2 separate regions of the Homo sapiens genome follow, and region 2 is linked to region 1. A link is an interaction called in ENCODE POLR2A ChIA-PET data of the cell type or tissue named here. Cell type or tissue: CD4-positive, alpha-beta T cell. All regions are shown on one strand. Region 1 overlaps SAE1 (SUMO1 activating enzyme subunit 1). Region 2 overlaps GRIN2D (glutamate ionotropic receptor NMDA type subunit 2D).

Region 1 (5,000 bases):
GGTTTTATGGCTTAAGGGCCTTCTCTGATTGAGGCAGGTCTTTCACATTCAAATGGAGAGAGTGCCTAGCTTTGTTAGCCATTCACAGCTGGAAGTTTCCCTGGAGTCAGTTCTGATGGTGCCCACTGGGGTGGATCTGGAAACCTCTTTTGGGAACCACTTTATCTCGCTATGAGGAGAATGTGGGCAGCCCAGGCCTTTGCCCACCATTCCGGAGGGCCCTACAGGCACAGAGGTTTTTGTGCAGCCTCTTCCTACGTGGAGCTGAGCTGGAAGGTATCAAAATATTCCCCAGCTGACATTGTTAGTCAGCTGTTACACTTGAACAATGCAGGCTCGGATTCCAACCCCAAGCCCTTAAGGTTACGAGGCATTCAGTGCATTCCTGCTGACAATCCCTGGGATTCCAAACCTTGCCTTTGTGCAGCCTCACCAAGGGCCCTGCGGACCGACTGGGCTGGACTGGGTTTTGGCCATGGCTTTGTCACCTTGCAATAACATGCCTCCTTCCGTTTTGGCACAGATGGCCCTGTGATTTCAAGGTTCTCTTCCAACACCAAAGATTCCTTGATTCAGATGCTGCCCTTTTGCCTAATTGTACAGAATAACTAGTTGGGTTGTGCTCAGAGAGTGCAGGGTGGGGGTGGGGAAGCAGCTACTTCCTGTTTCCTGTGAAAGGTTTTCTGGTTAGGGTTCCCTTCCCCTCCCCGCTTTCCCTAGGTTTAACCAAAGGTTGTAAAGCCACTTTTGCTTCAAGGTACACTTTGTGCTCCTAAATTAGTAACGTTGAAAAACAAAAAGGAAAAACAGCCTGTGGTTTTCACACCCTCTAGGAAGCTGGTGGGCCTTTCTAGCACCTGTGCCATTCTGATAAATAAGGGCTTAGGAAAATGCCTAGCCCAGAAATAGGTGCTCAGTAGTTTGTTTGCTTCCTTTGGTGCTCAGGAGAAGATTTGAGACGGATTTCGTCACAATCAGGTCTCGGGCACAAGCCTCACATGGACACTGACATGCAGGAGCCAGAGGAGACAGCAATGAGGTGGTGGTAAGGAAGTGCCCAAAAAGGTTTCCCAGAGGAAGAGTTGTTTGTGTTGGCATGTGAGGGACAAGCTTTCCAGGCACCAGAGCCAAGAGCAGTGCTCTGTCCGAGGAAGTAGGATAAACCGAAAGACGGACGTAGGGGCAGAGTTGCTGTGGCTGCCCTCACTGCCGCAGCCAGCTCCTTCCATGAGTTGCAGAATGCCTACTGTGTGCAAGGCACTGTGTTGAGTGCAGGGAATCACATCCAGTCTTGTTGTCCCCATCTATAGCTGATAAAGAAGCTATGAGAAATTAAGTGACCTGACCAAGGCCACACAGCTGTGGAAGAAGGGGCGAGAGCATAGACAGTGGGTAAGGGCATAGGCTCACCCTATGATTTACAAAGAGGGATACCCCTGAAGTTGCTAGGGTAACGTGACATATTAGGAGGATGGTGGGATAAAATATGTGAACATCGGGATCATTCTGGAAAACCTTTAGGATAAAAGGCCACTGTCATGCTCCCATGTTCACGTTTCTTTATTGTGAGTTATCTGTGTTAGGTGCTGCCAGAGATGATGAGATGCCTGACAGTGGTTACTCTGTAATAGCTCTTTAAAAATTAAAGACAAAGTAGGGTTTGTTCCTGACTGTACTAGAAATACAGATTTAATTTTACCTCTGCTCCTGAAATAGGTGACTAATTTGGAGTACTATTAATACTCTTTTCATGAATTAGTTGAGAAATTCCACAGTTGAGGAGTGATTCATTCTTTTGACTCCCTCTTTCTGAGCAATTTGTTGACAGCCTTCTCATCCTCTCTTACACCCGTCATTAAAGAAACAGTCGAGTTCTTTTTCTTTCATGTGGTACCTTGGTTTCCACTGCTGGTGGCCCTTAGGTTGCTTGTCTCTGTCTCCCCGCTTCCATTTTAAGCTCCATAGGGGGAAGGTAGTCTTGTTCACTGCTAGACTCCTAGTCCAGTGTGTAGCACAGTCATATCCACGGAATATTTGTTCAGTGTACTGGTGGCTGTTAACTGCAGCATAATCCAGCAACCCTGGAGATTATTTTCTTCCTTTTTTTTTTTTTTTCTTTGAAGCAGGGTCTGACTACTCTGTCACCTAGGCTGAAGTGCAGTGGTTCAAACACTGCTCACTGCAGCCTCCCAAGTAGCTGGAATTACAGACATCCACTACACCTGGCTAATTTTTAATTTTTAAAAATTATTATTATTTCTGAGATGGAGTCTTGCTGTGTCACCCAGGCTGGAGTGCAGTGGCACAATCTCAGCTCACTGCAGCCTCTGCCTCCTGGGTTCAAGCAATTCTCCTGCCTCAGCTTCCGGAGTAGCTGGAACTGCCAGTGTGTGCCACCACACTCGACTGGTTTTTGTATTTTTAGTAGAGACGGTATTTCTCCATATTGGCCAGGCTGGTCTCGAACTCCTGGCCTCAAGTGATCCGCCCACTTTGGCCTCCCAAAGTACTGGGATTATAGGCGTGAGCCACAGCTTCCAGCCTGATTGTTTCCATTTTAAAAAAGAGTAATTGAAGTAACCTTTGTTACCAATGAAATGAATTAACCTTCTAGTATATTAATTCTCACGGTTTAGGTTATTTGAACTAAGCTGAGAGAACAGAATACCAAAGAAGACAATAGACTTGCCCAGAAATATTTAGAAGTAAGTCACTCAGTTGCCTGGATTGGAACCCTCAGGCCAGAGAGGTTCAAAATCCTGCATTTTTTTTTTTTTTTTTTTTTTTTTGAGACAGAGTCTCACTCTATCACCCAAGCTGGAGTGCAATGGTGCGATCTCGGCTCACTGCAACCTCCGCCTCCCGGGTTTAAGCGATTCTCCTGCGTTAGCCTTCCGAGTAGCTGGAACTACAGGTGCGCGCCACCACGCCCAGCTAATTTTTTTTTTTTTTTTTTTTTTTTGAGATGGACTCTCGCTCTGTCGCCCAGGCTGGAGTGCAGTGGTGCGATCTCAGCTCACTGCAAGCTCCACCTCCTGGGTTCATGCCGTTCTCCTGCCTCAGCCTCCCGAGTAGCTGGGACTACAGATGCCCGCCGCCATGCCCGACTAATTTTTTTGTATTTCTAGTAGAGATGGGGTTTCACCGTGTTAGCCAGGATGGTCTCGATCTCCTGACCTCGTGATCCGCCCACCTCGGCCTCCCAAAGTGCTGGGATTACAGGCGTGAGCCACCGTGCCCAGCCTAATTTTTGTATTTTTAGTAGAAACGGGGTTTCACCATGTTGACCAGGATGGTCTCAATCTCCTGACCTTGTGATCCACCCGCCTCAGCCTCCCAAAGTGCTGGGATTACAGGCGTGAGCCACCACTCCTGGCCAATCCTGCTAATTATTAATATCAGAACTACTTGGTTCAAAGGAGTGGAAATAGGGCAACGAGGGGTGTAAATTTGCAGTTAGGTGGAATGCTGATAGCAAGTTTTCCAGGTAGGAGAGTTAGTTGGGGTGGGGGATGCTAATGTTAGCTTATCTCTGTATATATATTTAATTTTATATGTTATTTATTTTTGAGATGGGATGTAACTCTGTAGCCCAGGCTGGAGTGCAGTGGCACAAACACAGCTCACTGCAGCCTTGAACTCCTGGGCTAAAGGGATCCTCCCACCCACCTCAGTCTCCAAGGTAGCTGGGACCACAGGCATGTGCCACCATGCTCTGCTAATTTTTTCGGGTTTTTTTTTTTTTTTGAGATCTCTTGCTGTGTTGCCCAGGCTGATCTCAAACTCCTGGCCTCAAGTGATCCTCTTGCCTTGGCCTCTCAAAGTGCTGAGATTATAGGCATGAGCCACCGTACCCAGCCTATATTTTTTTTATTGTGACATTTAATGCACAAAAGAAGATATGCAGCATCAATGCAGATAATGGAACAAAACAAACACTATCCGCCTTAAAAACACAAATATTTTTGGTACTTTTGTACCAATCTGTATGCTGTTTCTCTATCTTCTACTTCTTCTCCCTGTACCCTCACCAGGTAAGTAACCCCAGAGCTGCTGGTACATTTGTGTGGATTAAAAAAGACACCTGGAAGGGGCAGATACAGCCCTGCTTGACTTCCTGTTTTATCACGTGTTTATAAATCTAAACAATGACATGGAACTTATTATACAATATTTTAGGCATAAATTAAGAATGATTTCGCTCACCATCATAGACCTACCACTCAATTTGAAGCATCAAACATTACTGGTATGGTGAGGCCCTCTGGCTGTCCCTCCAACAGAAGTTACCACCCTCCTCAGTTGGGTTTCTCATTCCTATGCATTTCTTCTTACTACTTATGTATGTATTTCCAAGCAACACATAGAATTGCTTTGCATGCTTTTTATCTTCTTAAAAATTGGTTTTATATTGTATGCATGGTGCCACCTGCTTTTAAGGAGAAGCAACACGTTTGTGAGGCCATCTGTTTATATGTTGTTCTAGGGCTTTGCTGTCCATTTTGGTAGCCACTAGCCACAGCTGGCTGTTTAAATTAATTAAAATCAAATCAAATCAAATATTTAGTTCCTCAGTCTCACTGGTCACATTTCAAGTGGCCAGTAAGCACATGTGGCCATTGGCATCTGTATTGCATAGCACAGATTACATTCTGTTCCATCATCACAGCTAGTTCTCTTGGACAGCCCTGCAGGGCATTTCTTTTTGGTTTTTGTTTTGTTTTTATTTTTGTTTTTTGCTAGAGTCTTTGTTGTGTAAATACATTACTATTTTATATCCATTTTTCTATTTATAAGCATTTGGGTATGCTCATAATTTGCTGTTACAAATTGTGCTGCATAAGCATTTTGTTTGTGTGTGTATAGATGATCTCCTTGGGCAATTGTGTTAATTTCTCTTGGGTATATACCTGGGAGTAAAATTAAGATAAGGGCATTTTCAGCTTTACCAGACCCCGTTAAGTTACTCTCAAGTGGTTTTATCAATTTATATTCTAGAA
Region 2 (5,000 bases), 1.2 Mb after region 1:
CGGCCAGGTGCACTGGCTCACACCTGTAATCCCAGCACTTTGGGAGGCCGAGGCGGGCAGATCACCTGAGGCCAGGAGTTTGAGGCCAGCCTGGCCAACATGGAGAAACCCCATCTCTGCTGAAAATATGAAAATTAGCCGGGCATGGTGGCGCATGCCTGTAATCCCAGCTACTCAGGAGGCTGAGGCAGGAGTAATCGCTTGAACCTGGGAGGCGGAGGTTGCAGTGAGCCGAGATTGCAGTGAGCCGAGATCTTGCCACTGCACTCCAGCCTGGGGGACAGAGTGAGACTGTTCTCAAAAAAAAAAAAAAAACAATAAACAAAAAGAACTCATTCCCTCAGGACAACTGCAGTATCCCCTGTGCGCCTAGGGAGAAAGCCCACTTGCTGTTCTCATTGCATTACAGGAAGATTTATTGAGAGCTGATTCTGTGCCAGGGCTGTTTTAATTCCTAGGGAATACAGTTCTAGAGGGGGGGGGAAAAAAAGAGAGGGAGACAAGGTCCCTGCCTTATAGAGCTTGCATTTTAATGGTGAGACAGACAAAACCAGTAACAGTAAAATCCGGCTGTCCTGGAGGAAATCAACACAGGATGTTGTAATGACTGAGGATGGAGTTTCAATAGATGGCAGTCAGGGGAGGCCTCCCTGAGGCGGTGACACCTGAGCTGGAGGTGTCAGGTGGAGGTCTGGCATGGAGGAGGTAGGGAAAAGTGTCCCCAGGAGAGGCAACAACAAAGGACAAAGCCCTTGAAGCAGGAAGGAGCTTGATGTATTTGAGGAAGAGCAAGAAGGGAGTGTGGCTGGAGCCCACTGGGGGATTGGGGTGGCAGGAGATGAGGTCAGAGAAGCAACGGGGGCCAGTTCACGCAGGGCCTTGGGGCCACGGTGAGGACTTTGGCTTTGATTCTGAGGTAGAATCACTGGAAGGTTTTCAATTGAGAAGGGATGTGATCCAATTAATATTTTGAAACAATCACTCTGGCTGCTGTTTGGAGAATAGACTGGAAGATGCAAGATTGAAAACAAAGATAGGCTGGGCGCAGTGGCTCATGCCTGGAATCCCACCACTTTGGGAGGCCAAGGCGGGTGGATCACTTGAGGTGAGGAGTTTGATACCAGCCTGGCCAACATGGTGAAACCTCCCTCTACTAAAAATACAAAAATGAGCTTGGCATGGTGGTGCATGCATGTAATCCCAGCTACTTGGGAGGCTGAGGCAGGAGAATTGCTTGAACTCAGGAGGTGGAGGTTGCAGTGAGGCGAGATCTCGCCACTGCATTCCAGCCTGGACAACAGAGCGAAACTTGAAAGAAAGAGAGAAAGAGAAGGAAAGAAAGAAAGAAAGAAAGAAAGAAAGAAAGAAAGAAAGAAAGAAAGAAAGAGAGAAAAGAAAACAGAGATGGGTGGGAAAGTTGTAGATAGCTGGGCAAGAAAGGGTGACAATGAGAGTTGTGACAGTGATGGCAGTGAGGAGTGGACAACTGGAGCTATCTTTGAACGTAGAGCTAAGAAGACTTGGAGATGGCTGAATGTGTGAGGGAAAGAAAGGGAAAGGATGATTTAGGTTTGGGGCCTGAGCATCAGGGTGAATGAGAGAGAGAGGAAAAAAAAGGCAGCTGCTCTTTATTCCTTAAGATTCTTTACTCCTGGCCGGGCGCGGTGGCTCATGCCTGTAATCCCAGCACTTTGGGAGGCCGAGGCGGGTGGATCATGAGGTCAGGAGATCGAGACCATCCTGGCTAACAAGGTGAAACCCCGTCTCTACTAAAAATACAAAAAATTAGCCGGGCGCAGTGGCGGGCGCCTGTAGTCCCAGCTACTCGGGAGGCTGAGGCAGGAGAATGGCGTGAACCCGGGAAGCGGAGCTTTCAGTGAGCCGAGATTGCGCCACTGCGGTCCGCAGTCCGGCCTGGGCGACAGAGCAAGACTCCGTCTCAAAAAAAAAAAAAAAAAAAAAAAAGATTCTTTACTCCTTTACGAGAGAGAGAGAGAGAGAGAGAGAGAGAGAGAGAGAGAGAATAGGGAACAGTCTTGAGATAGGGGAAAGATCGAGCAATCTGTTTTTGACATGCTAATTTTGAGACACCTTGGAAATCCAAGAGGAGATATTGAATAAAAAGGAGGATAGGGGCCAGGCATGGTGGCTCACACCTGTAATCCCAGCACTTTGGGAAGCCGAGGCAGGCAGATCACTTGAGTTCAGAAGTTCGAGACCAGCTTGGCCAACATGGTGAAACCCTGTCTCTACTAAAAATACAAAAATTAGCTGGGTGTGGTGGCATGTGCCTGTAATCCCAGCTACTCAGAAGGCTGAGGCAGGAGAATTGCTTGAACCCAGGAGGCAGAGGTTGCAGTGAGTGAAGATGGTGCCATTGCACTCCAGCCTGGGCAACAGAGGAAGACTCTGTCTCAAAAAAAAAAAAAAAAAAAAAAAAAGGCTGGAGGATAGATTTGTCTGGAGCTCACATGAGAGGTTGTGACTGAGGACAGGAGCCATTAACATATCCAGCACTGTTCAATAAAACTTTCAGCAAAGATGAAGCTGTTCTATAGCTGCTCTGTCCGATTTGAAAGCCACAAGCCACATGTGGCTGTTGAGTACTTGACAAGTGGTTAGTGCACCCAGAAAACTAAGTTTTAAATTCTATTTAACATTTTTTTCCTCTGGTCCTTGATTCAGGATAAATTTTATTTAATTTTAATTTGAATAGTTATGAGTGGCTAACAGCCACCCTATTGGATAGCATGGGAGACAGTATTTAAACTCATGGGCCTGGTTGAGATCACCAGGGAGAGAGGAATAGAGAAGAGAACAGTAAGGCACTCCTAGTGTTTAGAATTTAGAATTCTGGCTGAGGAAGAAGGGCCAGCAAAGGAGGCAGAGGAAGAGGTGACAGAGAGGTAGGAGGAAAACCAAAGAAGGGAAAGGACACTCTGCAAAGCTTCTTCCAGTAGGGAAATACCATCAGCACCCTCATTGCATGCTGGGAGATGTAGTCTCCTCACTGCCTTCAGGGAACCAGTCCCTCTCAGTGGCTGCTGGGGGCTGTAGTTCCCTTACCGGATGCTGGTTGTATTAATGACAGTGATGTTAGCTGCTGGAACGGATGAACCCCCAAATCTCAGTGGATCACCCAACAGGAGGTTGTTTCTCATTCATATAAAATCCAGGCCAGGCACAGTGGCTCACGCCTGTAATTCCAGCACTTTGGGAGGCCAAAGCGGGTGGATCATCTGAGGTCAGGAGTTCAAGACCAGCCTGGCCAACATGGAGAAAACCCGTCTCTACCAGAAATACAAAAATTAGTTGGGCGTGGTGGCGCACGCCTATAGTCCCAGCTACTCGGGAGGCTGAGGCAGGAGAACTGCTTGAACCCGGGAGGCGGATGTTGCAGTGAGCCGAGATTGTGCCATTGCACTCCAGTCTGGGCAACAAGAGTGAAATTCCATCTCAAAAAAAAAAAAAAAAAATCCAAACAGGTGTTCCTGATTGGAGGTGGCTTTCCTCCGTATGGTGACTCGGGGTTTCAGGCTCTCACCCTCTTGTAGCTCTGTAATCCCCTTCAGAGGACTAAGCTTCAAGAGTAAGGTTTTATTAGGCTGGGCACGGCAGGAGAATCACTTGAACCCAGGAGGCGGAGGTTGCAGTGAGCCAAGATCATGCCGCTGCTCACCGGCCTGGGCGACAGAGCAAGATTCTGTCTCAAAAAAACAAAAAACAAAAAAACAAAACAAAAAACTAAGGTTTTATGGATGAGTCTAGAATAACTCATCACGTGGCTAAACCTAATCCAGATCTAGCCCTGTGCCCCAGGAGGAAAAGGAGATGGGTTTAGTGAACCTGTCGAGTCAGTCTGCCATATTGGGAGCTGTGGTCCCCTTATTCATTGCTGAGAAATAAGGTCCCCACATCGGCAGGCCTGACATCCTCCTCCCTCCCTGGCAGGAGAAGGGCTCCACCTTCCTGCAGCTGGGCTCTTCCACCGAGCAACAGCTTCAGGTCATCTTTGAGGTGCTGGAGGAGTATGACTGGACGTCCTTTGTAGCCGTGACCACTCGTGCCCCTGGCCACCGGGCCTTCCTGTCCTACATTGAGGTGCTGACTGACGGTAGTCTGGTGGGCTGGGAGCACCGCGGAGCGCTGACGCTGGACCCTGGGGCGGGCGAGGCCGTGCTCAGTGCCCAGCTCCGCAGTGTCAGCGCGCAGATCCGCCTGCTCTTCTGCGCCCGAGAGGAGGCCGAGCCCGTGTTCCGCGCAGCTGAGGAGGCTGGCCTCACTGGATCTGGCTACGTCTGGTTCATGGTGGGGCCCCAGCTGGCTGGAGGCGGGGGCTCTGGGGCCCCTGGTGAGCCCCCTCTTCTGCCAGGAGGCGCCCCCCTGCCTGCCGGGCTGTTTGCAGTGCGCTCGGCTGGCTGGCGGGATGACCTGGCTCGGCGAGTGGCAGCTGGCGTGGCCGTAGTGGCCAGAGGTGCCCAGGCCCTGCTGCGTGATTATGGTTTCCTTCCTGAGCTCGGCCACGACTGTCGCGCCCAGAACCGCACCCACCGCGGCGAGAGTCTGCATAGGTGAGTGGGGCTGGAATGGGAGGGGTGTGGGAGGGCTCCCAGAGCCTAACTACCTCAGTATTCACTGAATGAGTGGCTCAAATGGGCCACATCTGCTCTTTGAGCCTCAGTTTTCTTTTCTGTAAAGTGGGTGCAATTGGGTCTCTTTTCTGAGGTTAAATCAAGTAATTTGGAAAAAGCACCTGAGATAAAGTGAGTGTATTACTATATTTCATGACTCTAAGATGCATAATGTTTCACATTTTAATGTCTTTGAAAACGAGATGTGTCTTATAATTGATGACTTATCATGGCTTAATTGGCAGCACTTTTGTCTTTCTTTGTGGTACATCTTATAATTGAGAGCATTTTAGATTTAGTCTAAATACCTAGACTATAAACTGAGCTTCAGTAGCAAAAAAGACCCAACAATCCAGTGGCCCAGATGAG

The links. ChIA-PET counts read pairs that join two places held together with the same protein. Peaks named below come from ENCODE experiments on the same cell type or tissue, not always from the same donor. Only the 100,000 strongest peaks of a DNase experiment are listed, where the experiment ranks them.
Region 2: POLR2A ChIA-PET joins it to region 1 with 6 read pairs; 1 of 35 experiments calls an interaction of 5 or more read pairs at or near these places.

What each region holds. Positions count from the first base shown.
Region 1 is chr19:47,157,451-47,162,450 of GRCh38, forward strand. All of the region lies in intron 5 of SAE1 (SUMO1 activating enzyme subunit 1), which reads left to right. It overlaps LOC124904730 (a long non-coding RNA gene), which reads left to right. Exons shown (of 2, transcript XR_007067277.1): 2 at 946-5,000. Among named protein-coding and RNA genes, the nearest start is that of SAE1, 29 kb to the left of the region's middle. RefSeq lists enhancers at 1-133, 134-675, 676-1,218. In CD4-positive, alpha-beta T cell, no CTCF peak of the experiment used is centred here; DNase peaks (open chromatin) are centred at 671 and 1,901; H3K4me3 peaks cover 1,819 bases; H3K27ac peaks cover 1,992 bases.
Region 2 is chr19:48,400,783-48,405,782 of GRCh38, forward strand. GRIN2D (glutamate ionotropic receptor NMDA type subunit 2D) reads left to right here. Exons shown (of 14, transcript NM_000836.4): 4 at 3,952-4,571. Among named protein-coding and RNA genes, the nearest start is that of GRIN2D, 9.6 kb to the left of the region's middle. RefSeq lists enhancers at 1-443, 2,850-3,144. In CD4-positive, alpha-beta T cell, no CTCF peak of the experiment used is centred here; a DNase peak (open chromatin) is centred at 3,019.